Linked DNA regions of Mus musculus: all the other regions are linked to region 1. The links are chromatin loops, found by intact Hi-C in ENCODE. Cell type or tissue: heart. All regions are shown on one strand. Region 1 holds the start of Slc35a1 (solute carrier family 35 (CMP-sialic acid transporter), member 1). Region 2 has its middle 4.0 kb from the start of Zfp292. Region 3 has its middle 11 kb from the start of Platr9. Region 4 holds the start of Orc3 (origin recognition complex, subunit 3). Region 5 holds the start of C9orf72 (C9orf72, member of C9orf72-SMCR8 complex).

Region 1 (5,000 bases):
GTGCAATCTGTCTAGTCTCATGTTTTCCAGTTATCCATGAACAGAAGTAAGCAAGATGAAAAACGAGTAAGCTGGAAACAGATTTTCATATTGTCAGCATAGTGTGACGCTCATTCTAAAAACCCACTATAAATCGTCACTTTCTCATATTGGACCGTCGCAACCCAGTCGTGTGCATTTCTCTTCAGCTCAGTCTCAGCATGTCACAGGTTTTCCCACTTTGTAAAGGATTCTTAAGTTTATTCTGTTCTTGATTAATTTTTGCCATGCAAGCTGATAAGTTCACTCCCCAGAACCTGCCATAAAAGGAGAGAATTAATACCAGGGGTTTTCCTCTCTCTTCCACATTCACACCACGGCATGCACATGCCTGCAATCATACCATACACATCCTCCTCCTCCCCCTCCTCCCCACCCTCCTCCCCACCCTCAGCCTCCCTGTCATCATCCATCCTCACCATCATAGAAAAATGCATTATTTATTTGTGAAATGGAAAGTTAATAGGCAAACATTAACTAAATGCCTGATTTTTTACATTTTTTTAGAGAAACATTATTCCCTATGTTCTCTTTCTACCTAGGCTAATTTGCGCCAGAAAATTACTCACTCCGTCCAGACTGACCTTAGCCACATGAGAAGAGATAACACCTCACAGGTGTACCCTTTGAAAGAGGCTAGCACCCAGTCCAAGAGAGAAGGCAGCAGCCGAGTGCCCAGGCCCCAGATTTTCATAGCTGGCCTTCGTGGGGGACAAAGCAAAACAACCTATGGGGTGAAGGTGAACTTAACCAGAGCGGTGGACGAAACCTAGAGATGGACGTTTACAGGAAGCTGCTCCTTAGTGGCACGGATGGAGGGTTTAAAGTGCTGTGCGTGTATAAAGCTCATTTGCGGGGCTGGCACAGTCACTGGTTGTGTGACTGTGCACTAGGGCACCGTATCCTGCCTGACTGTTATGCAAATCTAAAAGCAGTTTCTGTAGTACATTTTTCGTTTTATTAAAATTGACAAGTAAAACTCTGTCCGCGTATTTGTTTTATATTTTAGACAAAGTTTACAGCATTAAGATTGACATTGCAATGCCAGCTAGATAGTAGTATGCTTATCACTGGAATAGAGGCTGCTTCTAAAACCCTACAAAATGTTAAGCCCTGACACTCTGAAACACAACGCTCTGCTTCATTGCTATTTAGTGATAACAGATTTCTATATCATGAGCCTTGCTATCTGGAACAAGTGAAGCCTACATTCATATGCTGCCTTTTAAAAGCCAGAGAATTGATATTTATATTTGAATTTTGGGCTCATTGAAAAAAATCAGAATGTCTGATAAGACTGGCTGGCATTCCAGCTTGATCCTTTTATGCTCTGTTGTCTGCCTCAGAGCCCGCTGTGGCTTAAGCGCTTCCCACTTCCCACTCTGCGGCCTTATTTGGCTCATAAGCAGTTGGGTTTTCAGGTCCTGAGAATTCCAACTTTTTAGAGGTATAGTTTTTTTTTTTTCCTTTTCCATTTTTTATTAGGTATTTAGCTCATTTACATTTCCAATGCTATACCAAAAGTCCCCCATACCCACCCACCCCCACTCCCCTACCCACCCACTCCCCCTTTTTGGCCCTGGCGTTCCCCTGTACTGGGGCATATAAAGTTTACGTGTCCAATGGGCCTCTCTTTCCAGTGATGGCCGATTAGGCCATCTTTTGATACATATGCAGCTAGAGTCAAGAGCTCCGGGGTACTGGTTAGTTCATAATGTTGTTCCACCCGGGGTTATTTTCTAATAACATCCTCTAGTCACAGTAACCATTAGAGCGGTTGAAGTGCCTGTTAATACAATCTAATTTTTCTGAGGTCTTTTTGCTGCCTGAAGTTACCAAGTTAAGCTAGACAGTGACAGTAAGGATGATGAAGACAGACACAGTACTTCCGAGCAGTATGTAATATATACTAAATTTATCCAAGAGGTAACCATGGAAGGCCGTGATGGAGTTGAAAGTTATAAAAGTCCGAGTTCTCGGAGCCTCTCTAACGGTCTTCACACAAAGGAATAATCGAGAGCATTTCAGAATCCTTCTTGCGGGGCCCATCCTCTCGGAGGGGCTGGTCTCTAGAAGGAAACGCTCGGCCACCTTGACTCCGCCCCCCCTCGGTCGACCGGAAGCTGCGGTTTTCCGAGCCCCCGCAGGACCGAGTCTCCCAGACTTGTCGCTCCGCACGCCGCGCGGCTTCCGCCGTAGCCCCCGCTTCCTCCTCGCGCGTGTGGTGCGGCGGGCTCTCTAGGCCGGTGCGTCTCTATGGCCGCAGGGGCGTCAGTTCCGCAGACTCTCTCGGCACCATGGCTCCGGCGAGAGGTGAGGCCGGGCTGCGGGCGGTCGCTAGGGAACGGCGGCCCGGGGTGTGCTGGCCGGGCCGGCTCTGGGGGCCGAGCCCTCCCTGCAGGGAGCGGCAGCGGGCTGCACCCGCACACCGGTGCAGTGAGCCGCCCGGGCGCCGGCCAGGTCCCTGCCTGGAGCGAGGCTGTGGTTCGGAGCCCTGGGCTTGAGGGCGCGCGCTGCTCCTCCCGATGGCGAGCCGTCTGGCCAGGGCTGTGGTGGCTGTCCTTTCAGGTTTTACGTAAGCTGGCCCCAAGGCTGAGGTTTTATTCTATAGCACTGTGGCTAGGACAGGCCAAAAGGCGGTGACGATTTTGTATTTATTTATTTTTAAAGCAGGAACCAACACTACATGGTCTCATTCTATAGCCCACGTTGGCTTCAAACTCGGGGAGATTTTCCTGCCTCAGTTTTACAAGCGCTGGGATTAGTGGTCTGTGCCCTCATGCCTGGCGACAACGTCGCTTTTTTTTTTTTTTTTAATTTTGTTTGTTTGTTTTTGTTTTTTCACCATTTCCCCAATGAGCACTGGCTTTAAGTCTAAATAAATGTTGGACAAGCATTTAAAGAATATCCTTTTGCGTGGATGTGAAATTATTTATCTTTGGGGGAGGGGATTTGACATTTAACATCAGGCGCCATGTAAGTTTTCTGTGGTGGTGGATTGTCCCATATCAGATAAGTCCTGTAGCATCCGGGAAGAGGGTAATAGGAAAAGTAGGGCGATTGACAAATGAACACTTAAAAGATGCAGCAGGCAGATCGGTACCCGCAAGGGTTGTTTACAGATTTAGACTTCTTGCCAGCACATACGTTGTTACATTTGGGTGTGTTGCACTTTTTTATCCTAATGAAATACAGTTTCTATACCTCCTTACATAGAGTCATCTTAACGATTACTCACCTGCTACTTCCTGCTATGTCCAAGCTTTCAGGTATGACAGTAATAGTCCCCCTAAAATGTAACTGGAAAACAAAAGGATAACTCCAGACTGACTCTTCTGGGGGATATTCTCCACCCAGAAACAAATGCCGTGGAAGGTAACAGATTCTCCACAAAGGGGGTGCTGGATGATCAGTGGGCCAGGTTTCTAGTTAATGGCGTGATATGATTTGAATTCTTAGGATAGTTTAAAGTAGCTGCGTACCATGAATATTTATATTACCTGGGAACGTTGACATTCCTAATCAATGAAGTTTCATCCTGGAAAATGAAGAATTGTAGAAGAAATGTTTTGATCTTATGGTAAACTGAAATGTAAGTGGAAATCATGGTTACAAGGATTGGTTTTAAAAGTTGAAATGTGCTTCTAAAGTGGTATTACAGACCAAAGTCATCTATGTTTTATAGTATCCAAACTTAGACTTTTCTACTTTGATTAGTAATTATTTTCAAGAATTACATTTGCAGACCTTTTCATTATGGGTGTCTTAAACAAAACAAAACAAAACACCATGATATGGCTTATGCCTATTAATCCCAGCACTTAGGAGGCAGAGGCATGCAGAACTGTATCAAGGTCAGCTTGCTCTACATAGCAAGTACCAGGCCAGCCAGAGCTACATAGAGAGACCCTGTCTCAAGGAAAGGAAAAAAAAAAAAGTATGTTTTCTGGAGTTAAACATCTTTAGTATTTAAATTATCTTGCTTTTTTTGAACCAGGGACCTTTAACACAGCCCCCCCCCCCAAAAAAAAAGTGATTTGAGTTTTCACTTCTTAGTTATGAGAATATTGATAATTTCAGGTCATGGATGGCAGGCAGTCTTTCTGTAGAGAGCTGTTAGTCTCCGCCATAGCTGCTGAACCCTACAACTATAGGCAAGATAATTAAGGCAGATGAGCATAGCTGTCTCCTAATTACACTTTATGGACGCCAAAATTTTAACTTACTATTATTTCCATGTGTCTTGAGATAGGACTTACACATTTTTCCATTATTCTGAACCATCATATAAAACTATGGATGGTGTAGTTCTTGTACTGACGGATTAAATGTTACTGCTCCATATTTCTGGAGTCATAAACTCTTTCATAAGAAAGTTTTAGAACAATGGAAGTATTATAGTACTTCCCTCAGTGCCCTTTACATAAGCATTGCTGGTCTGGCAGATTGGACCATTTAGGAAGGAAAGATAAATAGTTATATGGCGTATTTCTTCTTCTCTGTTGTACTACTTCTTTGGTTTAAGAACTTGCTTACAACTTACAAATCCTGCTTTAATTCACCAAGGAGGAAACACTTATATGGAGACACTGCTTCCCTAGCTTCTTGTGTAATCATATTTTAAAGTATCTGTTTGAAACACCTATTTTATTTACCTATGATTAGGTATAATTACCTATGATTAGGCTTCCAAAGGAGTGAACAAAAGCACGTTTAGCACATAAGACGTCAGTTAATAACTAGCATCCCGGAGGAGTCTCTTGGCATCCTTAGGATTATGTGTAACCCGTGAACTAAGACCAGTGTTCCCAGGGGACACTTGTTACTAATCTGATGACAAAACACTAACTGTGAACACCTAGCAGATCCAATGTAAATCCATTCTCAGTAGATCTCAATGACAAGGATTAGATTCAATTATAATTAATAAAAAAGAAATTGTGGGAATTGGTTTTCTCATA
Region 2 (5,000 bases), 200 kb before region 1:
AGTCACACAAGTACTAAGAACAAAGGGCCGACATAAGTCCCTCTCCACTTAGAGGAGGGCAATTTCCTGTGGCGGCTTTACCTAGCCTTCCACTGAGTCACTTTGAGATGCTAACTGGAGGCTGCAGGAGCCGACCCCCCGCAAAGCGACTTGGTCAGGCGGATCAGCTGCAAGAAGAACTGCAGAAGCAGGGTACCGTTTACCTAGGCTAGAGAGCAAATATGGTCTCTCTACAGTCTAAACTGTTTATAATGAGAACAAGGACGACAGGCTACTGTCAAATACAAACTGGATTGCATTCATTTCAATGGATACATATTGACTACTAAGTACACTGTCACTTGCCAAGTGACATTATAGAAAGTAGACTGGACATAATACAGTTTCTACTATTAAAGTGCTACCAGATTGTGAATAAGACTCAACTATATGGCACCTGACTGTATGCAACACAGTAAGTGGTTCATCAAAGCTACCCCACTTTGAAGAGTGGGGATCAGAGAAGTATAGAGAGAAAGAGAACATTTTGTAAAGGTGTGCTGTGATTGTAATTCTAGCCCTCCAGAAGCAGAGGCAGGTCGATCACTGCAATTTTGAAGCTAGCATGGTCTACATGGAAAGCTTCAAGACAACTAACACCATGTAGTAAGACTCTATTACAAGAAGCAGTGTTAAACAACAAAAAGAACTATGAGGGCTGGAGAGACAGCTCAGCAGGTAAGAGCACAGGCTACTCTTCCAGGGTTAGATTCCCAGTACCCACTTTGCGTTCACAATAACTTGTAACCCCAGATCTGATGTCCTCTTCTAGCCACTGCAGGGTCTATACATACATAGTACACAGACATACATGCAGGTAAAACATCTATAATGTAAATAATAAAATTTTAAAAGTCTGATAGAAGTTGCTTGTTGGAAATGACTCTTGTTCAATTTGTGATCAGAGCAAGAATACTCAAAATAGTACCAATTAAAATAGTACTGCTTCTATATTGAAGAAAGTGTCAAAAACAAAGGTTCCCAACCTATGGGTTGTGACCCCTTTGGCGGGGGGTGGGTGAACAGTCCTTTCACAGGGGTCATATATCAGATATTTACATTAGGATTTATAACAGGGACTGGAAAGATGGCTCAGCACTTAAGGGCACTGACTGCTCTTCCAGAGGTTCTGAGTTCAATTCCCAGCAACCACATGGTGGCTCACAAATATCTGTAATGGGATTTGATGCCCTTTCCCTGGTCTATAAGCTTCATGGAAATTTCTGGGCAGTCGTGGCGCATGCCTTTAATCCCAGCACTTGGGAGGCAGAGGCAGGCAGATTTCTGAGTTTGAGGCCAGCCTGGTATACAGAGTGAGTTCCAGGACAGCCAGGGCTACACAGAGAAATCCTGTCTTGAAAAACAACAATAACAACAACAAAAGATTCATGGAAATCAACAAAATTTCCTAAGTTGATGTCCTAGAATGAGAAGAGAGACCTGTGCATTTCTAAGTTCATTTCACCACAGCATTGCTATTTTTTAAAAACTCAAGTGTTACAACAGTGTGATATTATATAACACCCGATGAGGTAAATGATGTACAACGATTATAATTTAGAACTACAAGGCTGGGCGTATAGCTCCTAGTTGATAGAGCCTGTGCACAAGGGAAAGAGTGGGGAGAGGAGGAGGGGAGAGGGAAAACTATTTTCTGTATTTCTCTTTGCTTCTTTAGAGAAATGGTGCACGCCAATTCAACTACGCTACAGAGTTTGTTTCCAAGGTTCTGTTTTTGCTTTATTTTATGACTGCTTTCATTTGGGTGAATTAGAATAATTAGCGATGGCTTAGTTGACAGAAAGGCTGCCAAACATGCATAACGAACTCAGTACTGCACAAAACGAGTGTGACGGTGAAGGACAGTAGGAAAAGAAAATCAAGTCATTTTTCTGCCACGGAGTTCAAATCAAACATGGGCTGCAAAGTGAAACTATCTCAAAAAAACAACATAGTTTTTTCTTCTTCTTTTTTTCCTTTATATGTCATTACTCATTTTCCATTTGGTTTTTCTTCCTCATAAGGTAAAAGAAAAAAAAATCCCGCTAGATAAATCCCTCTGTTTCCCTCCATGAAAAGAATGTAAGGACTAAAACTAATCTTTTTACTCGTGCTTCGTGTTTCGGGCTCATTGGAATTGTGTACGTAAGCGGACCAGTGCCTGGCTTATGTTTTCAGCGCTTTTAATCGATCCGGTTGCTGTCTCTCAGAGGAGGAAAAAACATATCTTCTCTACAAAAAGTGCAGTGTGATTTTAGCAGATGAGGCGGCGGTCTTCACCCAGATCTCCAGTCTTCTTGGATGCACTCCAAGCAGACGCCAATCCTCGCGTCCCCAAGGCTGCGGGTTCAGGCGTCCGGGTGCAGCCCAGCTCTTTGGAGAAGGCCGGCCAAGCCCTGCAGGGCGAGTCTCCCGGCCTCCCTGCCTCCTCCGCGCGCAGCCCGAGCGGCTCCTCCCGGCGGGCTCTGGAGGCCGCGCGCCCGCGGGCTGTGTGGCCAGCTGAGGCAGCTCGGCTCGCGGGCTTCGGGGTGCAGACAGGGCTGGGGAGCAGCGTGGCGGCGGCCGGCGCTGCCAGCGTGCAGCAGGCACCGCGCATCCCCGGTTCCAGTCTTCAGGTCCCGCAGTCTAGGAATTCCTCAAGAGCCGGCTGGTGCGCCAGGCTTGCAGGAAGCCCGCAGGACCCGGGAAGCTGGCGCCACCCGGAAGCGCGGCTCCTCAGCACAAGTGCCGGAAGTGTAACTGGTGGCTGAAGGCTCGACTGCCTGAGGGCCCTTGTGATACCACGCCCACGAACTAACTGCCTTGCTTGGTCAAAACGCTGTCCCCAGAAACCTGGGGGCTTGTGGCCCAAGTGGCCTTATTGTCATTTTATGGACTGGGTCTCCAATTTTTCCTAAGAGCCTCTAGGCAGAGAAGGGTATGTGCGTGTGTGTGTGTGTGTGTGTGTGTGTGTGTGTGTGTGTGTGTAGTGGTTCCTGTGAACTGAAAGTTTGGTACTTAAGAAGCTAACGGCTACGGTTAAGTTTTGTGTGTATAAGGTCTCAAACCTGGGACATATGGCTAGCCAAGGGACCTGTTGTATAAAAACTGACCGTGACCATCAGGTTCTCAGCATTGCTAAGACCTGTTACAGAGTCCTGGCTTCTCTTAGCACGCCTCACCCCTGCCTCCCACCATAAACCTCTCCAGCCCCTGAACTTGCTTGTCTTCCCCCAGCTTGCGATTCCTAGAGAACTTAGCTATTTTGGGTGCACGCTCTTGGTCCTCGGCTCCCTTGGTCTCTTCTCTCTGCTTCCCCGCTGTCCCTCTAATCATCTGATCTATTCTGAGAGAAATGTTCACTCTGTACTCTCCCAAGTTGCCTCTGGCTGTTCTCTCCTTTGACAACCATACCAAGGGACAATCACATGCTCGTTTCCACTCAGTGTGCTTGTTGATTGTCTTCTCTGTGGGTTGGTAGGATGCCCTGCACCCACAGGCGTTGTATTAAATAGCTATGTAGATGTCTCTCTTTATTTTCAATTGTTAGTTTCTGTGCTATGACTGGATATTTGGTATGGTCGTTTCTGTGGCCCATTACTTCTTTCTATATGTAAATGTTTTGTCACTAAGTCACTTGCCCAAAAAGAGGAAAAAGCAAACAGGTCACAGAAAGTCACCTTGGTCTCAGGCTGGCCAAAAGGCACTAAGACATGGATTTTGAGGTCTGAGATACTCAAGCCATGCCTAGTGTGACTTGTTCTTCCTGCTGCCTGCAGACTGGGCTGGAGAACTGTTAGTTACAGCTCGAGCACCATGTCTTCCTGCCATGATGATAACGGACTAATCCTCTGAAAATATAAACCAGAAATATTGTCCTTTATAAGAGTTGCTGTGGTCCTGGTGTCTCTTCACAGCAATAAAACCCTAACTAAGGCCGTCTTTCTCCTCATAATTCTCAAGTTTAACAGTCACAGACACTAGATAAAAGCAAAAGGTGCAGATGAATTTATATGGCCGTACTAGAATGCAGATCCAATTTATGATTCCAGTTTCCTTTAAAATTTTATTTTCTATGTAAGAGTGTCATACCTGCATGAGGTCTGTGCACCACTTGCATGTCTGGTTCCAGAAGCAGTTGGCATCCCCTGACACTGAACTCACAGACAGCTGTGAAGCAGCCACCTGGTACAGGGACTACAACCCTGGTCTTCTGGAAAACTAGCAAATGTTCTTAACCACTGAGCCCATCTCTCCAGCTCCTAATCCAGTTTTTTTAGCCACAAGGGTATCATGGCCTGAAGGTAGGAATGACATTACTAGGTACCCCCTCCCCATCCCATTACCAGAGTCTCCGGAATGTGCTCTGCCATCGAGCTACACCCTAGCCCTATGTAATAATTTAAAAAATCATTATTCAGGCATATTTCACTTTGGATCTTTCTCTCCACACCTGCTGCTACACACTTTCCTTCCTGTAAATGAAGTGTGGTGTAACTCATTACTGTTGAATTGTAGAAAAGGTAAGCTTCCTAGCCTTTAGTTATTGTACAGTCCTTGCATTTACTGGTGCATTGGCTAATCACATATTTCTTTTGATAATTTTCATTGGAATCCTAAAATAGCATACATTGATGGAACTTTAATACCTGAACTATATATATAACCTGGGAAAATGAACTGCAAAATTTAAAATCTTAAGCAAGGAGGGTACAGGGCAGCTCATTGGTAGAGTATCTACAGGGACTAGGGCAAGACAAAACAGCTACCTTCATTTGTTTCTTCAACTCTTTTTCACTGTTCAATCCAATAGAGGAAATCCTTAGCCTTACAGTGTGCTCCCCTGGTCTCATGTACATGCAAGCATTAGAGGATTCTGTCTTGTTAATGTGCAGTATTGATGCTGTTTTCTGTAAGGTTGCCTTGTGCTTGTTCATCTTATGTAATGATTTAAAAGCATGCATTACAAAACATTCGCTGGA
Region 3 (5,000 bases), 240 kb before region 1:
AAACGACATCAGGTCAACATGTGCATATGTGTTGTGTCAGTGTGTGGTACACGTTCTTCAGAGTTTAGTGATTGATTTTACAACAGTGAGAGGAGTTGGCTGAGTGCCACAGGTATGGAGGAGGGGGAGGAATTGGGAGAGTAATCTACCCGGGAGGACTAGGCAAGGGCAGGGTTGACATCTCAGCTGATTTCACAGCCCTGTAGGTAACTCCATCAGTCATTCATGCAATCTGCTTTAATCTTTCCTTGAATGTAGAGGACTGATCCAGGAAGGCTGAAACATTCATGACTCCTGGCCATACACTATTGTTTTAAGAACTGTTTTTAATTGACTTTGACCTCATGCCTTCAGACACCAGAAACTCATTTCTGAAGGCACTAGAATCATGTGGGTGATGTCTTTTTTTTTTTTAGTTACTTTTATGTGAATGTATGTTCTACTTGAATGTATGTATGTGTACCACAAGGATACTTCATTACCACAAACGGAGGAGGTAGTGGGATCCCTTAACTGGTGCTTCAGATGGGGTGAGCTTCCATTTTGGTGCTGAGAACTGAAACTGGGTCTTCAGTAAGAGTAGAATGGTCTTACTCAATGAGACATCACTCCAGCTAAGATGAACATTTAGCACAAACAATTGGTTGGAGTTAAAACATGTTTAAATTGATATAAAATATGATTATTTGACCTCAATTCTCCCCAAATCATATCCAAACTTCATAACCCAAAGCTTAACCCTAACCCACTGACTCTAACCCTAACTAACCAATAACCCTAACCCTAAATCTCTCAAAGCTAACTACAACCCCAACACTAACCCCTAACCCTAACCACAACCCTGAAGGTGACTCCATGCTATCAGCTTCATTCTTTCTCTGTCGAACCCTAACCCGAAATCCTAGTCACTAACCCTAATCCTAACATTAACCCCTAACCTAACCTTCTAACTCTAGCCCCAAGCTTAAGCCTATAACCCATAACAACCTTAATTCTAGGATTTTGTTAAGCATGCAAGGTAAACCAATTTGGATGTAGTAAATGTTAAAATTGCCCAAATACTCTCATGTTAATAATTATTACATATAAAGTCAGCTATGATATCTGACGGCAGTTTATCTCTAAATGCATCTCCTTCTTTCTCGAAGCCTTGTTCTCTGTTTGCATGCCTGCCACATGTGGATGCATTTGTGCGTGTGTGTGTGTGTGTGTGTGTGTGTGTGTGTGCTTCTTTTTCCTGCCTAGTGATCTAACTATGCTAGCCAAGGAATACTTGTTTTGGGTCAGTTTTATGTGCTGGGTTTGGATCAACTTTCTCTGCCTTTACCAGGAGACCTCTTCTCCCACTGAGTCTTAGGAATTTCCTGCAGGTTTTTGCAAATGTGAAAGAGCTCAAGACAGGGGGTGACCAATCCCCCATATGTAGTTTCCTTCTGACCCAGGAATGGGTATGTTTGTTATGCTTCCCTGTGAGGTCACTGCAGGTCACGTGTTGCTCCCCTTGACACCGCCACAGTTCTGGGTGGGAGGGAACAACTGTTTCTTGTCTTCAGAGTCATTATCATCAGTTGCTCATACAATCCCTAAAGTAAAAGCTTGGAGAGGTCACAGGAGAAGAAGCTGAAAATTTACGAATTTGAGGTGCGTCAGGAAACAAAGGCCAAATGACAATAAATCAATTTTAAATACAACAAAAACCAAGACAAACAAAACAGAAACAAGATACGTTCAAGCCGGGTGTGGTGGCACACGCCTTTAATCCCAGCACTCGGGAGGCAGAGGCAGGTGGATTTCTGAGTTCCGAGGCCAGCCTGGTCTACAGAGTTCCAGGACAGTCAGAGCTATACAGAGAAACCCTGTCTCGAAAAACCAAAAAAAAAAAAAAAAAAGATACCTTCAAAGTTCCAAAGGCAAAGAAGTTCTGAGAACAAGCAAAACAGACCAAAAATGCCTTTAGAGATCTACAAGCAAGCAAGCAAGACCAAATGTCAAGACCAAAATGTGTTCAAACCAGATACTTTAAGCCAAGTGCTTTGAAAGCAGAACAAAAAAAAATTATTTATCTAGGTAGAGTCTTTTTTAAGCAGCTCAGAATAAACAAATAGACAGCTGGTCAAACCAATAGAGGTCTGAATCCCCAAAAAGAACTCAACAGTCTATCTGAAGAAATGACATCAGATGGTCTCAACTCAGTGGGTTTATTCCTAGCTTCCATTCTGGTGATTCTACCAGTGAAAAGTGGATAGTTCCGTAAGTCCCATGTTGCAGAATCAATATTGTCAACACAGAACCAACAGCGCCTACTGTATAACACGTTCCAGACGTTGGCACCAGTGACTCCATGATGGAAGAGCCATTCAGGTTGTAAAACTCAGCATGCTGACGACACCATCTCAGTCAAAACTAAAACAGAGGCCTAATCCATCAACGTCCACAGTTCTGTGAAAGTCTCTAAATGAACTAACCTTGCCTTCTGACTTTGTATTTCCGCTTCTGGCTAACTGTTCTTGTTAACTGAAGGATGTCAACCCAGAACATGGTTTTGTGCTTAATAGCTCCCCCTAAGGAAGGCTTGGGGCTGCACTGGGATCCCAAACGCCCGGTGTAGTCACCTGCTGGCTAATACACACTTTGTGTTGGCTTAAATCCACATCTGATGAGTCTTCTCTAGTAGATAGCCTACAACACTCATCTTAAAAGAGACTAGAATATAGTTTGATCTTGAGCCATTTTGAATGACTGCGGTCTGGGAGCATGAATTCTATGTTCCTACATTCATTTATCTGACAGAGAAGCTCCTAGTTTTTCTTGGCTAGGCACTGAACCAACAATCAGAAACCTAATCTGTAGTTGTTGCGTACAATGAACACAAGGTGGCACAAGCTCCCCTCAGCATGGGAAGGAGGACCATGAAGCACAGAAAGTCCTGTGGTTTCCTTAGTCAAACCCTCATTCATTCTCTCTCTGTCTCTCTCTCTCTCTCTCTCTCTCTCTCTCTCTCTCTCTCTCTCTCTCTCTCTCTGTGTGTGTGTGTGTGTGTGTGTACCTGTTTCCCTAATTTTTTTTTACAATGTATACTTCCTGTAATTTTTAAGCAACCCCTTTACAGAGAAACACTCTGACTCAAAAACAAGAAACAAGGGCTGGAAGGATGGTTCAGCGGTTAAGAGCACTGACTGCTCTTCCAAAGGTCCTGAGTTCAAATCCCAGCAAACACATAGTGGCTCACAACCATCTGTAATGAAATCTGATGACCTCTTCTGGGATGTCTGAAGACAGCTACAGTGTACTTACATATAATAAATAAATCTTTAAAAAAAACTTTAAAAATAAGCAAAAAACAAACAAAAAAAAAGATATTAATGGCAAGTTTTAATCAGCACACTAGATATCTGAAAATGTAGGAAAGTCACTGACCTTGAAGGAAAAGGATGTTACTCAATTATGACTGGTATATTTTCATCCTGGAAGAAGGTACCACAAGCTGTTTTTTAATTGGTTTTATTTGGATTTTACAGAAACCTGTACAGCTACAGTGTACTCATATATACATAAAATAAATAAATCAGAAGGAGGAGGAGGAGGAGGAGAAGGAGAAGGAGAAGGAGAAGGAGAAGGAGAAGGAGAAGGAGAAGGAGAAGGAGAAGGAGAAGGAGAAGGAGAAGGAGAAGGAGAAGGAGAAGGAGAAGGAGAAGGAGAAGGAGAAGGAGAAGAAGAAGAAGAAGAAGAAGAAGAAGAAGAAGAAGAAGAAGAAGAAGAAGAAGAAGAAGAAGAAGAAGAAGAATCAGCCCTGCCATTTATGGAGGCCTAATAAGATGATGTAGGCTACTTCATCCTGTCCGGGAACTCATGTATACAAAATTACTGACACCAACATGCAGCCTAAAATGGCTTTTGTGTGCCTCACTTAAGTTGTACCTGAGAGTGCAACTTAGGACTCTTTGTGGATCAAAAGATGTTTTCCGAGTAGACTGGGGGAGCTCAAGACATTTTACAGCATCCAAGAGCTTCTTCCTTCCCCCAATACAGCATCCCATAGAATCTTCAGAAGACTTTGATAAGGAGGATAATGGCTGTGCACACTGTTTACACACAAAAACTCAACATGTGTGCAGCTGAGAGCTTTTTCTGGAATCCTTAGTCTGTTATCCACCACAGGTGGCAGGGTGGATTCTGGTTATTTTTAGGCAACAGCAAAGGGACTCATACGTGGGTGGGTTCCCCGAAAGTCCCAGGAGCATCACCGTACTAATGATGACATTGGTGCACCAGCAGAACAGTGGGAGTTTTCACTTTAAAATCATCATGAAGCTCAGAACAAAGGCTTCCTGCATCCTGCCTACATCAGACATCAATACCAGAACATCAGAACCAGAAGCATCAGTCTCCCACTCTGAAGGTTGGTCCAGAGAAAAGCTCCCTAGTCCCTTCTAAGCCATGGTCAAACCTCAGAAAGCAGCAAGAGGATTCCCTGAGCAGGCTTGGGAGTCATGGAACAAACTGCAGAAAAGAAAAGAAGAGAAGAGAAGAGAAGAGAAGAGAAGAGAAGAGAAGAGAAGAGAAGAGAAGAGAAGAGAAGAGAAGAGAAGAGAAAACAGAGAGAGGAAGGAAGGAAGGAAGGAAGGAAGGAAGGAAGGAAGGAAGGAAGGAAGGAAGGAAGGAAGGAAGGAATTTGCTTTCTCCAGACCAAGGTCTTTTTATTCAGGACAACCTAACTGAGGAAACATGGTACTCACCCTAGCTGCAGTAATACTGCGGCTCATCCACTCTCCTTCTCTTTTTTGATTGAAATTCTTCAAATTGCTGCGTGTCCTCTCTAACAACCGCACCTCCGTAAATCTCTTCAGATACTCTTTAAGTTTAGTATTCACAACTGAGCTCCACTTGGTGGACTCTACTAGTGCTGCTAAGGGTGTCTTTTTTTTTTTTTTTTCTTTTCATATTTGGTGTTTTCGAGACAGGGTTTCTCTGTATAGCTCTGGCTGTCCTGGAACTCACTC
Region 4 (5,000 bases), 72 kb after region 1:
GTAAGCAGAAATGGGTACATTTATATTTTCAGGAAGCTTCTTTCATGACTGTGTTGAATTTAGTGGTACAGACATTTCCAGGTTTTCAGTAATTTTTGGTGAAAGGCACACACACGCACACACACACACACACACACACACACACACACACACACATTATAGGATTTAGTTATTCCTTGGACACGTGACACACGAAAGAGAGAGAACTCTGTTAAGCAGCCAGAGATGACTACAGAAAACCACAACTAGCTGGAATGCAGAGTTGTGAAGCCCAGCCTTGGAACTTTGGTGCAAGCAGTATACTTGAGAGATGACTCCTGGGACTGTGGGGATGCACTGAGAGAGAAGGAGAGAGAAGGAGATTGAACCACCAGAGCTGGAACTCTGCTTGCTGCTTGCTATGGTAAAGTGCTCACCAAGTGAATGCCAGGAGGACTGGGTTCAGAACCCTAGCACACTTTAAGAGCTGAGTGTGGCGACACGTGTTTGTGACTTTACAGTGCTGGTGCTGCAGAGAGCTGGGGTATTAGGTAGGGATGATAAATAAAAGAGCCTAAATCTGGGTATGAGAGGACCAGATAAGGAGAATGGTAGGGTGGGGAGGGGGGAAGGGTATACGAGAAAAATACACTGAATGATTTTTAACATAAAAAAGGAGGACAGGGCTGAGCCAGTTCCAGCAGGCCAGTTGGCTTCCTTGAGGAACTAATGTAAGACAATGTTGCCCAGTTATAGGAGCTAAACTGTAAATAAAGAAGGGTTGTTCCTATTTTAGGAAGGAAACCACTCCAGGCTGTCCCACAGACAAGGAGTTCTGGCATAGGTAACCAAGAAAAACTGCAGCTAAATGTATTGGTAATGTGAGTGAGAATTCCTGAAAATAAGCTGTGTCTGTAGTAGCTGACTGACTAAAACTTCGACGACTGTGGAGAGTTATGGATAGTGCAGATCTGGGACCTAATTAATTTCATTAGTGTCTCCCACCTTTGGACCTAATATCATGCTACTACAAGCAAGAGTTAACATCCTGACAAACAGATAACCTTTTGGGGATGTACTAACAAAAAAACCCTAGTTTTCCACCAAGCAGAGGGGTCAGAGTGTTGTCAGAGAGCAGCCGGGGTCTACAGAAGAGTTACCCTCATCTTGCTGTAACCAGCCTCGCTGATGGTGCCATCAATCTATTTTTTAAATGCTTTGCTTTACTAATATCACTCTTTGTTCTGCTGCTCCACGAAACTGCATCCATACTGGAACTATGGAGATTGGGGAAACGTGAACCCATGTTGCTGGTCCAGTCAGTCAAAGTTGGCCGCAGCATCTGCTATCCTTTCTTCCCTCTGAGTGGAGAGCCGGAGATCCGTGTGGACAGTGGTTATGACAGGTGTTAATTTCCTGCCATGGTAAAACTAAAAGCTGGTCACATAAACACAAGAACAAAGAAAGCAGAGGCTAACTTAACTAATGGCTTACAGAGCCTGCCAAGAGCTTAAGAGCATTAACACCTGCAAGGTCTAAGGACAGACCTTGCCTTCTTGGGATAAAGGTCAGCAGAGAGTCGTGGTTAACAGCTAGAAAGGACGAGTAAAGATAGAGAAGGGTCTTTAAAGCATGGCCGCTTCCTTAATTGAGCAAGCTGTGCATAAAAGCCTGCGATCATCTCTTTGGTGAGCCAATGGGGCGTGCACAGCCAATGGAGAAAACCTGAGACACCGGCACCCTTCCCCACCCTCATCCAGCCACAGGCTCCCCAACTCTGGATTTCCCGTCCCTCATTCCGGAGGATAGGCCTGCCTTAATAAAAACAGTTTCACTCTGCCTCTGTCTTCTTTCTCTCTTGCATTTTGTCTTTCCCAGACAGTCAGTTGTTTTTTGCTTGTACCATGCAATGAACTCAGCTAACAGCAGAATTGCCATTACACCTGCAGCTCCCTGGCTAACCAACCTAGCTAAACGGGTAAACTCCAGGTTCGGGGAGAAAATCTGCCTTAGGGGAGAGGGGGGAAAGGTGGACAGTGACTGGAGGAAACACAGGCAACCTGTGGCCTGTCCTCATGAAGGAACATACAAACACAGACACACAGATAACACATTAAAGTCATCTCTGTAGGCTGGAGCTTAATTCCCACAGAACTACCTAAGAAGTATATGCACCATCTTTCAGAATTGTCTAAAACAACCCAGCCACAGCGGGCCTAAGTCTGTGCTAGCACTAGCAAACTCCAGGCAGGATAGGCTGCGCTAAACACGCGAGGAGTACAGGTCAAGTGTCTTTCTCCACCTTATTTGAGGCAGACTCTCACCGAACCAGAGGCTGGAGCCACCGGTTTCTGTTTCCACCTCTCAGAAGTGTGGTTTCAGACTTCCTTAGCTATGCAGGTTTTTCAACCTAGGTTCTGGAAATTCAAACGCAGGCACAGATGCTTGTATAGCAGGCACTTCACCCGCGGAGCCATCTCCGCAGCCCTTAGCATGCCTTTTAAATCATCTATTTTATCCAATGGTCTCCAAGTCCGGATTTAGAGCTTTTCCTCGGGAGAGCATCGCCTACAGGTTTAGTAAGCTACAAAATTTCTTATTCGAGATATATCCTACCAGGTTATTCATGAGAGCAAATAAAGGGCATAAACGAAGGAGGAACATTAATTTCTACAGGGTCTAATCATGGCCTCTGGACAGTCCGCCCAGGTTAAAGCATTAAGAACGGGAAATGAGAAGACAGTGAGCACTCAGGGCTCTCGAGGATCTTCCCACTCCGCAGCGCAAGGAGGAGGCAGGGTCGGCCTAGGCTGCACCCTCCGGCCCTGGCTCCCGCTGGCTCGCCGCTCTGGACTGTACCTGACAGGCGATCGACCTACGAAAGCCACACGCCATGCCTCCCTTTCCCGCACGCCCCGCCTCCGCGCCGGAAGTCGCCTCTGCTTCCGCCAGGGCGCGCGGAAGTGTGGAGTGCGCATGCACACGGGGCCGCGGACTATGGCCACCTCCTCCGTGTCTAAGGTACGTGGGGGTGGCGCTCGCCTCAGATTCGCGGTGCCTGTTTGGCAAGTCCGACGAGGTTTGATGGGCATCAGCTCTGGCTCCGCGGAGAACAGGACTCGGGCGGCTTTGCCCAGGTCCGGGTTCGAGGCAAGCTTTGCTCTGGGCAACTAGGCCATGGCGCCAAGGCTAGGAGAGCGGCTGCCCCCAGAATGTGCTGCGTCCTGCCGCTTCCCCCACTCTTCCCCCTCCATAAATTCACACTGTGCTTTAAGTTACCGAGATGCAGATGGAGGCAAAAATAGATTTCTGTTCCCAGAAATACTCATAAGCAGCTGATCTTGAATTGGCTCATTAGCAAGGAGAAAAGTTCTAAGAGAGGAGGGACGAACCAAGGTTTCTGGGAGACCGAGGAAATTCTTGGAGAAAGTGACAGTTTGGCTAAGGTCTGAAAAATAAGAATCTTGGCAAAATATAAAGCATTAGTTTGGGAGAGCAGAATAAGATGGTCTTTGCCTTAGAATGTAGAAATAAAAGAGCGTATTAAGTAAAAAGAGCAGTTTAACCCGTGAGTGGAGAGAGGAGCATTAGGAAAAACCAGAATAAAAATGTAATTCAGATGAGTGTTTTGAGGGGTTGTGGACTACTCGATGGCAAAGGAGTGCTAGTCAAATTGTAGTTTGTAAGAGGAGAAATCCTAGGCTTGTATTGCCCCCTAGGAGCCTGTGGCTACATCTGGAATTAAGATAACTTAAAATTAAGTTTACCATTAGCAACCATATTTCAAGAATATCAAACAGGGCAGCAGATGGAAAAGAAAGGTCTATTGGTCTGTGCTGCTATGCCTTGTAAAGTAAGACTTGACTCCTGTTCTAAGAACAGAAGGACACTCCTGAAGGAAGCTGAAATAACAGACTTCTGAAAGGTTTCGTAATTGGGGCTACAGGGGAACACTGAAGTGGGCTGTCTTCTTTTATAACAGGTCTGTTAGGGGTGATGTTAACATCAGAATCAGGCAGGCAGGCAAGCAGGCAGGCAGGCAGCAACACAGCAGAGCCAGTGAAGGGAACTCTGGCCCACGGGGCAGAGTGAGACCCCTTCAGTGTTTTTACGGGGTGAACCCGCTGGAGGACATTGAAATGCTCTCTGGTTTTGGCGCACAGCCCACTAGGTTGTTGCTGGAGGTAAGCAGCGAATGACTCCTCAGTTTGTGAAGTTTAGGTGATAGATATACACTTTTTCTAACTGGGCATTCCTGAGGGGAGATGGAGCAGGGAAGACAAGGATATAAAGGCAAGTCATTTTAGTCCAAGAAACGCAACTGCCGCTTAAAGAAATTGTCACAGTTCAACAGAAATGGAGACACTTTACACATGGTACGGTTCTGGCTGAGGGTTAAGACATTTGAGAAGTGTGTTAGTGATGAAAGGTAACGGTGCACCAGACATTTAATTTTGATTAAAATGGTCAATGACAAGCAGTACCCCCAAAGACTACATTTCAAAGAGAACAAACACTGTGGTTTAATTAATTTTTTGGAGGCATGTTCTCTCGATGTGCCTTTATCGGTTTGCAACTCTATATGTAGATCAGGCTGAACTTGAACTCTCCTGCCTTCCTGAGCCTGCCAAGTGCTAGGATTAAGGGTGTGCACCACCATACCCAGTTCCTAGTTAAAGACTTTTGTGGTTTTTTTAGCTTTATTCCTATTTTTATTTTTCCTTGGCTACAAAGTTCCAGATGTTTTGAGTGCCCTAACTCCTAATCCTGTTTGTTGCTTAAGACTTCATTGCGTTCTCTTTTCTGGTGGTGAATGTAACAATGTGGACTTTGTGCACACTACACAAAAGCTTTACCACAGCTGCTTCTCCAGCCCTTCCAGAGAAGGAGAATTTTTTTTTTTTTTCAAAAAGCCATCATTTCTATAAAACTTGGAGATGATAGTTTTTTCAGAAAAGCACTTTTCTTTTTGCCCTAATAGAAATATCTGTGTTGATAATCATGAAAGAAATATTATATAA
Region 5 (5,000 bases), 540 kb before region 1:
GAGTCACCAAGGAGTGAAGAACTGTCCAGTTCCGTGGTTAACCTAAAGCAGAGACGATACTTAATATCTGTTGTGGTTACAGAGCCCAACCTCTTATTTTGCTTTAGAAATCCCCCTTATCGAGGAGTGTCTGCATGACTGAACATTAGTGAAACATGATAGCTGACATTTTTCTATATCGGGTCTTTAAAGGTGTTGTTCTGGTTGGAAATAGGGGATAGAGTTCTCAGTTCCTGTTTGGAGAGATACTCCCTTTCTTTTTCTTTTCTTTCTTTCTTTCTTTCTTTCTTTCTTTCTTTCTTTCTTTCTTTCTTTCTTTCTTTCTTTTAATGGGATCCCCCCGCCCCCTTGATAGCCTTCAGCATGTAGTGTAGCCTAGGATAATCTTGAACTTCTAATCCTCCTGTCTCAGATTATAGGTGTTTGCCATCTCGTCAGTTCGTTTAGTATTGGGGAGTAAACCAGTACGTGGTAGGCAAGCCCTCTGCCAAATGCCCTCCACTTTCAGCCCTGGAGATATAGTTCTATAGCCAGCATATTTTCACTTAGAGCCTGGAGTTATTTGAGGTAGATTATTTGTAAAGTTTGAGAGGACAGGGTTAAAAATCTATCACACCAATATCATGAATCATATTTCTACATACAGTTAGCATCATTTTCTCTTTGGTTCTCTGGAGGAAAGATGTATTCTACCTTACACCTTTCAGGCAATACAACAATTATGAACCAGCATACCTACTTATTATTTTCTTCCTGATTAATAAAAGTTAGCTACAATCCAATTAAAATATATAGGCTACTTTACCTATGCCTAAGTAATTGTTCCATCTGATGTGAAGAAAAAGGTCTCCACTCATTGATCACAAAATATAAGTTGTATCATGGTTTATTTCATTTCCTGTGGTCATACAATATTTTAGATCGTGATGTTTCATTTTTTTCTCCAAAGAGAGAAAAAGAGAGGAATATGGTAGGGACCAAACCCAGGGAGTCACACATGCTAGGCAAGCCCTCTACCCACGAAGCTACATCCCTAGTCCTTTCTTGGTTTGATTATTTTTTTTAAATAAAACATTTATTCTAGGACTGATATTACACAAAATAAGTTATTTGAGGGACACTGTTTTTGTCTCTAGGTAAAATTTTGAAGGAAAAAAAAAACACTAAGAAGGTATATTCCTTCAAAGTTCCAGTCTTATTCTGAAGTGTAATGTTATGTTAGTTTGACTCACAGACAGGTTTTAAAGAAGGGCTTACTTCAAGAGGACACCAAACAAATACCTTCTATTCCTAGTGGGCTCTGGAATCACAGAAAACTGACCCAATCAATTACATTGATAGCTCTGGCTTACTACAGACAAGCAAATTATCTTAAGTGTGCATGCATGCGCGTGTATGTGTGTTAGTACCTAACACCCACCTGGGAACTTTTCAGCTTTTCAGTGTGGGATATAGTATAAACGTCTATTCCTCGTGTTGTGGATTAGCTGACTGGCCTCACTCAGCTGCCTTCCTTACCTGCAAACTCACCCACTTTGACTACAGCATCGCACTCTTAACCCTAGCCTTCCAAACATGGTCCTATGCTATTTCTGTGTGTCTGGATGTATTTTTAACTCTCAGATGTATACTTCATTTATGAGATATACATCTGAAGACCACGGTACAAAACACTGTAAGAACTTGATAGAATGACAACTGCTAGGTAAAAAAAAAAAAAAAAAAAAAAAAAAAAAAAAAAAAAAGCATACAATACCTGGTGAGAGTTCTATTTTTACCGAAGGTGGTATTGATAGGTATTCTGTTATTAATGCCTTTCTTTTCCCTATAAATGATGAAAAGTTGCTGGAAAATAATAAACACTACTCATCTGTAGTGAAAAGCCACAATACAGTTACAAACCAATCAATCAATCAATAAATCAGACGTCATGGTGTTCTTTTCCCAAAGGTTAAAAAACAAAGTGCACTGTGCTATTTGGCAAAAATGACGTTTAGAAGAAAACACGGTGACTACGCACAGAGGGTGGGGGAATCATTGTGCTTGTTGCGGAGTGAACACGTACAGTGTGCACGCAGACTTACGGCATTTAACCGTGTCATAGGGACCAAAGGAAATCCACTCACTCACTAAATATTTGTTGAGCACCCACTACCTGCCAACTCCCAAACAAAACAAAGCAAAACTACTTACAACCACAAACTACGCTTCGTAACCTAGATAGATAACGCAGGTGACACTATCTATCTAGGTTGAGCTCAGCTCTGCCCATGCTTTTCCTGAGCGGCTCTTGGAAGAAAAGCTACAAAGCCCATGACAGCCTCCGCCTGGCCAGCTGCCACTGGCATCTCAAGGCTGGCAAAGCAAAGTGAAAGCGCCAACCCGGAACTTACGGAGTCCCACGAGGGAACCGCGGCGCGTCAAGCAGAGACGAGTTCCGCCCACGTGAAAGATGGCGTTTGTAGTGACAGCCATCCCAATTGCCCTTTCCTTCTAGGTGGAAAGTGGTGTCTAGACAGTCCAGGGAGGGTGTGCGAGGGAGGTGCGTTTTGGTTGCCTCAGCTCGCAACTTAACTCCACAACGGTGACCAAGGACAAAAGAAGGAAACAAGACTGCAGAGATCCGCACCGGGGAGCCCTGCAGATTCTGGGTCTGCTGTGGACTGGGGGCGGGACTGCGACTGGGCGGGCCTGGGGGCGTGTCCGGGGCGGGGCGGTCCCGGGGCGGGGCCCGGAGCGGGCTGCGGTTGCGGTCCCTGCGCCGGCGGTGAAGGCGCAGCAGCGGCGAGTGGGTGAGTGAGACGCGCGGGCGGAGGGGGGCTGCTGCCACGGTCGGCTCGCGGGCCGGCCGGCTCCGGGTACCAGCGGGGTTTTTTTCTCCTTCGAGGTGAACTCCTCCCTGTCCCCCGGGCGAAAGAGCCCTTGGCCTTGCAGGAGTTGCGGGGGCCGCGGCGGTGCGGAGGGGATGGGGATGGGCCTCATCTTTGCTGTCCGCCCGCGCTCCCCGATCCCGACCCGGAGCGTCTCCCGGGCCCTTGAGGGAACCCTCCGGGAGTACGGCGAGCGCGGCCCCCACCGCCACAAGCCTGGGCCCCAGGGGCCTGGCCCGGCGACAGCTGGTGGGTCCTGCGACCCAGTCAGGTCTCCCGAGGGTCCCCGCCCGGGAGGAGAAAGCGCCGGTGGGATGGAGTAAGGACGGACAGAACAACACGCAGGCAGGATTTCGCAGAAGTTTGCAAGGAGTGCGGATGCCCACTTACATGGGCTGCTACTCTTACCAGGTTGTTCCCCAGTTCTGTGGGACGTGACCTGGTTGCCTCACAGCTCCGCGGTTGTACAGACTTATTAAAGGAAGTGACCATTGTGACTTGGGCATCACTTGACTGATGGTAATCAGTTGCAGAGAGAGAAGTGCACTGATTAAGTCTGTCCACACAGGGTCTGTCTGGCCAGGAGTGCATTTGCCTGGGAGGGATTGGTTGCGCTTTCTGGTGTGGGGACTATTAGGCTCTTGTAGAGTTTTGTCCCGGCAGATGGATAAATTTCTTGTTACACTGTTCCCGTTCGTCACCAGTTGAGAAAAACGGGTACACAGTCTGTCTCAGTAGTACTTTTACTTTATATTAAGGGCCCAAAAGGGACTGGAAAATACTTTAAGATAGAATCGTTAGTCCACTTGGAAAACTTAAAATATGAGAGAGAGAGGGGGGGGGGAGAGAGAGAGAGAGAGAGAGAGAGAAAGGAAGGAAGAAGGAGGAAGAGGAGGAGGAAAGAGATTGAGATTATGTTAATAATATGGAATCAGAATATTTGAAATATAGTAAGCGTCCCCTCAGTTAAAGAGGACATTCCAGGAGGCCCCCAGTATAGCCTGAAATCTCAGGAAACGCCTACATACACCCATCGTGTGGATATAGGTGTTTTCCCTTCATTACATTTCATACACAGATGTTAAAGTTTAGAAAGTAGGCACAATAAGAGATTACAAATAACTGATAATAAAGTCGAGCCATTGCAGCTGCTCTGTAAAAGTCCTGTGAATGTGATCGCTTTGTGTTTCAAAGTAACTTACTGTACTTCACCCCTGTTAAGCAAAACAAGATTCACCTGAACGCAGGCACCTTGGTACCTTGGCAGACACCAGATCTGATAACCAAGAGGATGGAGAAGTAGTGGCAGACAGTGTGGAGAGCATGAATATGCTAGACAAAAGGGTGAATCATAACCTAGGAGCAGAAAGCAGGTATTTCATCATCCTCCACAGTAAAAACCTATGTCACGTAAAAAACCTACAAGTAGTTTTTCTTTTACTCTTTTTGAATGAAAGCTTGCTACAGGCACTGAAAGTTAAAATAATCTGTGGATCAGGAGGAACAGGGGTTTTCTGTCTGAGTCACTGCTGACTAGCACCTCAGTGACCATTGGCACTGTGGGAAACCCCAGAGTCAGTTGGAAACTTCGAAACTAAAGGTGACGGTGTTCTTATTTCATAGAACACAAAAAATAAGAGGGGTTACAGCCTGCGCTGCAGACTGGACATTCAACAAGCATTTAAATTTCTGGGAGACAAATGTAAATATAACTTTAAAAGTTGGTAAAATACTCTGTTTGGCTATGTTGGCCATCCAATGTTTGCTTTTAGAAAATGACTGAATGGATAAAACGTCTATCTTTTGAGCCTGCCCTAGACCCCCATGTTGAGTGAATACTGTCCAAGTGTTAGGTTAGCCGGCCTGAGAAACTTGGATCTAGGCAAGATGGCACAGTCCTGGTGTCATGAGTATGCATGTGAGTTTTGGCTGAAATTGAACATTTGTAGAGAATGACAAAGGCTGGTCTGGCAAGTAGTCCACTGTCTTTACAGTGGTCTTGGTTAGTTCCTGTTTGGCTGAGAGGGCTGGTTGATGGCTGTCCTGCCCCTCTTCCCACAAGTGGAAGCCTTATGGTATAATTCTTGATCACAGTAGCAGTAGGCAAATGAACTTCCTCAAAGCAGCCTG

Evidence for each region. A loop is a pair of places that touch in the nucleus more often than their neighbours do. Peaks named below come from ENCODE experiments on the same cell type or tissue, not always from the same donor. Only the 100,000 strongest peaks of a DNase experiment are listed, where the experiment ranks them.
Region 2: it touches region 1 in a loop (7-fold over the local background); 9 of 42 quality-filtered maps call a loop at or near these places.
Region 3: a loop joins it to region 1, with 4 times the contacts of the local background. A loop is called at or near these places in 13 of 42 quality-filtered maps.
Region 4: it touches region 1 in a loop (4-fold over the local background); 5 of 42 quality-filtered maps call a loop at or near these places.
Region 5: it touches region 1 in a loop (4-fold over the local background); 4 of 42 quality-filtered maps call a loop at or near these places.

The regions. Positions count from the first base shown.
Region 1 is chr4:34,684,596-34,689,595 of GRCm38, reverse strand. It overlaps Slc35a1 (solute carrier family 35 (CMP-sialic acid transporter), member 1), which reads left to right and starts at 2,158. Exons shown (of 8, transcript NM_011895.3): 1 at 2,158-2,352. The coding sequence starts at 2,337. Cfap206 (cilia and flagella associated protein 206) reads left to right here. Exons shown (of 13, transcript NM_001347062.1): 13 at 582-1,022. The coding sequence ends at 812. In heart, a CTCF peak has its summit at 2,241; a DNase peak (open chromatin) is centred at 2,245; H3K4me3 peaks cover 1,731 bases; H3K27ac peaks cover 1,270 bases.
Region 2 is chr4:34,884,425-34,889,424 of GRCm38, reverse strand. No RefSeq gene overlaps it. Among named protein-coding and RNA genes, the nearest start is that of Zfp292, 4.0 kb to the right of the region's middle. In heart, a CTCF peak has its summit at 2,529; a DNase peak (open chromatin) is centred at 2,744; H3K4me3 peaks cover 1,908 bases; H3K27ac peaks cover 1,452 bases.
Region 3 is chr4:34,920,258-34,925,257 of GRCm38, reverse strand. It overlaps the pseudogene Gm12361. Among named protein-coding and RNA genes, the nearest start is that of Platr9, 11 kb to the right of the region's middle. In heart, a CTCF peak has its summit at 2,851 (motif pointing right); no DNase peak of the experiment used is centred here.
Region 4 is chr4:34,612,865-34,617,864 of GRCm38, reverse strand. It overlaps Orc3 (origin recognition complex, subunit 3), which reads left to right and starts at 2,923. Exons shown (of 20, transcript NM_015824.4): 1 at 2,923-3,000. The coding sequence starts at 2,956. Rars2 (arginyl-tRNA synthetase 2, mitochondrial) reads right to left here and starts at 2,908. Exons shown (of 20, transcript NM_181406.4): 1 at 2,839-2,908. The coding sequence starts at 2,874. In heart, a CTCF peak has its summit at 2,942; a DNase peak (open chromatin) is centred at 2,934; H3K4me3 peaks cover 2,773 bases; H3K27ac peaks cover 2,481 bases.
Region 5 is chr4:35,223,580-35,228,579 of GRCm38, reverse strand. C9orf72 (C9orf72, member of C9orf72-SMCR8 complex) reads left to right here and starts at 2,744. Exons shown (of 11, transcript NM_001081343.2): 1 at 2,744-2,792. In heart, no CTCF peak of the experiment used is centred here; DNase peaks (open chromatin) are centred at 2,429, 2,719 and 3,219; H3K4me3 peaks cover 2,322 bases; H3K27ac peaks cover 1,549 bases.